2 separate regions of the Mus musculus genome follow, and region 1 is linked to region 2. The links are chromatin contacts, found by Hi-C in ENCODE. All regions are on one chromosome and are shown on one strand. The core of a region is the stretch at or near the end of the contact, and the rest is flanking DNA. Distances in the headings are between cores, read along the strand shown. Region 1 overlaps Agap1 (ArfGAP with GTPase domain, ankyrin repeat and PH domain 1). Region 2 holds the start of Agap1 (ArfGAP with GTPase domain, ankyrin repeat and PH domain 1).

Region 1 (2,700 bases), core at 33-2,532, 160 kb before region 2:
TTCATTGTAAAAACCTCTTCATAGCTCATAGGCAGCAACAATTCAGGTCCAGGTAACCACTATTTAAAGGTTACTACTGGGTTCTCCCTCCCATGCCAGGGACTAAACCCAGGGAAGGCTTCAGCTAGCCAAGGCCCTGCCACTGAGTCACATGCTAGTCTGCACTCTGAATACTCATACTGTAGATAAACACACACTTACTGCTCTGAAGGTCACTCCGTCTGTCCTCAGTCTCTGGGGCATCATTTGTGTTGCAATCCCATGTAATTTGTTTACTAGAAGGAATACATTAGGTTCTGCCTCAAGGCTTTTGCTCCTCCTGAAAGGGACTCTCCACTGAGAGGACCCACACCTCAGGCTGGGGAGCACCACCAGCACACTAGCCTCCTGTTCAGAGCTGGCAAGGCAAGGTGTCCTTGTGCCCTCTTTCTGAGGCTGGAGCTACCGGGCCTCAGGCTCAGCCCAAGCCTGCCAGACCTCGCTTCCTCCAGGACCAGCCTGCATCTGAAACATTTTGGAATAAGGTCTATGCACTCTAGACGCTGGTGTACGGGCCCCAAGCTGCCGGCATTGTTGAAGAAGCCAATAATCCTGATGGGACATGAGGGCCAAGTATAGAGGGTTCCTACAGATCACGTTTACCAAAATCTAAGTCAGTTCCAAAGCCAAGAGGAAGTCTGGGGACTCCTAGCTACAAAGTCCCCACCTCATCTCCAAAGCATGTACTATGTCACTGTCACTTCTTGGGTGGGGACAATTCTTTAGGAGTCCTGTTCTATTCAAACTTTACTTCATGCAACCTAAGGCATCTTCCTATCAGCGTGTGAAGGGCAGGAGCAGTGTGGACTGGTTCTGTCGTCACGCGCCCTCCCCAGTGACCGCACGCACTGTCCTTTCAGCACAGCTGGTTTGCCCATTGGGCCCTTGAAAAACAACTGCTGTGTTTCATCAGTTTGTCTCCTATTTTTCATGGTGTTAGATTTTTTAAAATTTAAATGCTTATCAATAAGCAGTGGGGGTGGGGGACTCAAAAAGCCAGAAACTGCTGGCCAGATATGCTGACCCCACGGCCACAGGGACAGGCCAGCCTCAGGCGCAGCAGCACACACGCCAAGTGTCTCTGCCTAGGTCCCACCTAAGAGTCCTCACATGGTGCACCCTGGAAATCTCCACGGGCAGAGGCAGGAGAGCACTACTAGCAATGTCTGGTTTCCTTTTCTGGTCTGGACCAATCACAGATAAATCAATTACACAAACTCATTACAGCCAAGCAACGTAGGCTGCTGTCAGTATGGGGCTCTGTGCTGAGATTACACACACACAGTGTTGGGCCCCGTGCTCCTTGGATATTGTGGCCTACACCCACAGTAGCTCTGACAAGGACACACGTCCTTGTATGGACCAGGAAGGGGAGTATGTCCAGGAAAGAGCAGAGGCTTCCACCTAGGCTCTGTGGAGCCGTAGAAGTTAAGGAGTCGCCTGTGTGAGGCAGGATTGGGGTATATGTACACAGTGCTGTCCAACTCTGGTCTGCACCACACTCGGAGAGTGACGGGAAGATGAAATGCACTGCACAGGCCCATTGTTTAAACTCTCAAAGAACACTTGTCCCTCTGTGGCTACAACACAGGCTTGGTTCTACCTCCATCACCAGCAGTTCAGGAGCCAACAGTGAGGCACACCTCACTACTGTGTTCCCCGAGACTAGCTGACCAGAATCTTTTCTTATACCTAGACATACCTATCGGCTCAAAGACAAAGCACAAGGCTGGAGCATGGTCAATCAGAACAATCTCGGACTATTCTGCTGGAAAGAGAAAAACAAAGAACTGAAAGGCAAAAGAGAGAAACATTTCACTCTTTCTCTGTACATGGTCTGGCACCATGGTCAGGGGCATCAACAAGCTGCTTGGCACTGGGTGGGGAGAGCTGGCTAGCTAGCTACATGAGCGTTAAAGTCAGGACATACAAGAGATGGGAGAGGGAGGAGCCCGCGTTCCAGGAATATAGGTCAAGAAGCCGACCTCCCCTATTTGAGCGTCTCTTTCCCTTCCTCCCAGCCCCCCATCCCCAGCTGCAGACTGATAAGTAAACCTAGTCTTGCTCCAGCCAGATCCAAGCAGGCTGTTGCCATGAGGTGCCTTAAAAGTGGAAGCAGGCTGGGCACTGATGGCAAAGTCAAGGACAAATGAACACAGCAGACACAAGTACTAGATGTGGGGTCGGGGAATAACAGATTCCAAAATTAAAGCCTGGCAGGTAAAGGTGATGAACTTCAGTGGAGAACACACCTGTAAATGTATCTTAAAATCTTGAAACATACCCTGGGACTGTAGATATGAAGCCATCTATATTTTTCCTGCTGAGAGCGGTTGTGCTGTTGGACTGGGGACACAGCTCAGTGGGTAGAGTGCTTGTCTTACGTGCGCGACTCTATGATTCTACTTGGCATACACGCACTGGGCATGGTGGTGCACAGCTGCAACCCCAGCAATGGAGAAACAGAGGCAGGAGGGTCAGATGCTCAAGCCACCTTCTATTACACAGTGACATCAAGGTCAGGCTACAATATACCAAATCCTGTTCCAAAAGTATAAAAGCAATTATGGCTATGCTCAACTCTTTAGGTTCCTGGGACATCAACAGCTGTGTGGAAAGCCAGGCCGGCTGATTCTGACTCCGGAGCCCAGTGGCATCCAA
Region 2 (2,830 bases), core at 29-2,528:
TTGGCTTCCTACATGTGCCACCTCCCCTGTATCCGCGAACTGGAGGGGGGGGGGGGTAGCCAGCCATGAAGCAACTGAATAAGCTGGCCGGAACAGCATCCCCAGCAGCAGCGCTTCTCAAAACACATCTTCAACGTCCACGAAAGACACTCAGGCCGGGCCTGATAACCTGTCAGGGATCCAGTGGCGCCATCCCAAGCAGCTGCCCCCAGGCGTCTGCTGGGCCCGGACGGGGCTTGCGGGCCGCCCCGGACGTAGCAGCACCGTGCCACTTTCTCACAGGAGAGACTCCATTGTCCATTATCAAATGAACGCTGACAACCCATCTTCCCTGGCTGACTGGCCGGCCTTGCGGGACAAGAGGCACCGCAGTGCTCTCTCCGCCGGGCAGCCGCGTGTGTACACACGCAAGCACACACGCGCGCACACACCCCGCCGCGCCAGGGGCGCCCGCTCCCCCGCGCTTTCCAGAAGCCCCGGGCGGCCTGGCCCTCACCTTCGATGGCGATGACGTGCTCCCGAATCTGGTTCTGCAGCACCGGCTCCTCCACGCGCTCCAGCAGCTCGTAGATGGAGTAGATGTTGGGGTGGACCGACTCGAAGCGCTGGATCTCGGCCCGGATGGCAGCCGAGTTGGCCAGCTGCTGCTGGTAGTTCATGGTGCAGGCGCGGCGCCCAAAGCCGCGCGCCCCCCGTCGTCGCCGCCCCGCGCCCCGGAGCCCCGCGGGCCACCGAGACCCGGGGCGCCGCAGCCCCCGGGGAGCACGGAGCCGAGGAGGCGCAAAAAAAAAAAAAAAGAAAGAAAGAAAGAAAGAAAGAAAGAAAGAAAAGAAAAGAAAAAGAAAAAGAAAAAGAAAAGAACGCTGAGGATGAAGCAGTAGAGGGGCTCAGTTCATAGCAGGGACCAGCGTCCCGGGTCAGCGGGCCGTCCGGGAAGACCGCGGCGCCATGGAGCGCGGCCGGCCGCGGAGGAGGCTCGCTCGGGCGCCTTCCCGCGCCGCAGCCGCCCGCACCCCTACACGCCGGCCGGCCGAGCAGCCATTAAAGCGCAGGCAGCACGGCGCTGCGAGCGCCGGGGCCGAGGCCCCCGGGCAGTGGCCGCTCTGCTCCGGGCGCACGGCTGCGGCTGGGTCCGCGCGCTTGTGAGTGCCGCGCTACCGCGCGGGCCGGGGCCCTCAGCTGCCCTGCGCCGTCCGCCAAGCCGGGACCGAGCTGTAGGCGCCTTGCCAGCCGCGGAGACCGCTCCGAGCGCCGCCCGCCGCTGCCCGGCCAGCCCCCTCCCTGGCACGCAGGGCTCTGGCCCACGTCGGCCCCGCCCCCGCCTGCGCTCGCCGCCCTCCGGCCGCCGCTGCGTCCTCGGCGGCGCTTCCCAGCGCGCCGGATCCCGGGGAATTGCGCCAGACCCCGCCCCGCGCTGCCTCTGGGCTTGCTGGGACTTGTAGTCCATCACGCCGGCCGGCCCGCGCGCGTGGGGTGCGCTGTGCGATCGCGTCGCAGCGCACTGGGCGGGCCCCGCGGGACGTCCGGATGCCGCTACAGCCCGCGGATCTGCGAGCTGAGAGCCCTGGTCCCTCTCGGTTATCCCTACTGCCCCGTGCCAGCCCCCGCGCCTCTGTACGGGGAAGGTGGCGCACGAGCCCGCCCGCCCGCCCGCGCTTTTGTTTGTTTGCCAGTTGAGCGCTTAAGGAACCTCTGCGACGCGCGGGGTCCCCTCCCCCCGTCTGGCAACTTTCTGCCTCCTTTCTAAACCCAGCAGGATAGTTACTTCCCTTCCCATGGGATACACGGGAGTCCAACGCTTCATCAATAAACTAAACCTGAGGCTGGGGTGGTAGGTGAGACGGAATTCCACGGGGGCTTCTAGGCTTTTCCACGAAAATGTTGCACAACTGAGTTGTAACCTCCACGCCGCAGCCCTCCGAGCGCCCGACACTAACCCCACTTTAGCCCAGTCCAGGAGCCCATGAAGCTAGACCGCACTGCAGCTGAGAGCTCATGCCAACGACTCCAAATGAATTAGATTGTTGTAGATTTCCAAGGATCCAGGACGAGTCCGAGGCCGTAAAGGTCCTGGGTCTATGCACTGTCTCACCATGCAGGGGTGTTTTATAAACAGCCCACATTCCTGATTCAAATGCCCTGGGCTTTACCTGGTTCAAATGCAAGCTAATGGGCAGCCCAGGGCCCCAGGCAGCCTAGCTCTTGGTTCTTGGAACTCTTCCGAGTTCCAGTGTTCCTCAAGCCAGTGTACTGTTCAGCCTTCCTTGTCCCTAACACAGCAGAGGCCCTGGCTTGTTCTGTGCCTTGCCTCTATCTTCGTCCTTAGCAGAAACACTAATAGAGATGCTGGCATGTGGGTTCATTCTACTGTTCGTCCCTACTCCACCTTGAAACCCCAACTCTTTGTGAAATAGTTCCAGGACTCCCCTGCTTCACATCTGGCTTCTCAATCTCTTTGGGGGTTCCTTTGTACTTCTCTAAGGTTTAAATATGGATGATGCTGGGAGTCAACCTTAGACCTGTTTTATTTGCCTCTCTTATGCCTTTGAATATCATATAGAGGTTGATGACACTAAATTTTCTGTCCCAGACCTATCCACCTGTCCCCTCCTCATCACATCCAACTTTTGGATTGAACATGACTTTTCTCCTGTTGGACATCCTGTAGTCTCAGCACTTAAGAGACTAAAACCAGAGGATTGCTGTGGACCCAAGGTGAGACTCTGCTTTAAAAATATAATAACAAAATAAAAATCAGACATCTTCCCCATACCTGTGAACCTCTTCCCACCCCAGTCCGAGGCAGTACAGACCTTTGTTCACTAATTTG

What was found. Hi-C counts contacts between places; a loop is a spot of excess contacts on that map.
Region 1: a map of heart shows a loop between it and region 2 (2.7-fold over the local background). The contact joins the enhancer-like site here to the promoter of Agap1 in region 2. A Hi-C loop is called at or near these places in 1 of 37 maps with a recorded cell type or tissue (heart).

Annotation. Positions count from the first base shown.
Region 1 is chr1:89,617,712-89,620,411 of GRCm38, reverse strand. The region is part of intron 3 of Agap1 (ArfGAP with GTPase domain, ankyrin repeat and PH domain 1); the gene reads right to left. Among named protein-coding and RNA genes, the nearest start is that of Gm41914, 38 kb to the right of the region's middle. Within about 2 kb of position 1,282, at least 1 of the 3 ENCODE cell types and tissues checked has a DNase peak (open chromatin) inside an H3K27ac peak, as active enhancers do; it is heart, where a contact is called at or near this core.
Region 2 is chr1:89,453,259-89,456,088 of GRCm38, reverse strand. It overlaps Agap1 (ArfGAP with GTPase domain, ankyrin repeat and PH domain 1), which reads right to left and starts at 1,278. Exons shown (of 18, transcript NM_178119.3): 1 at 497-1,278. The coding sequence starts at 659.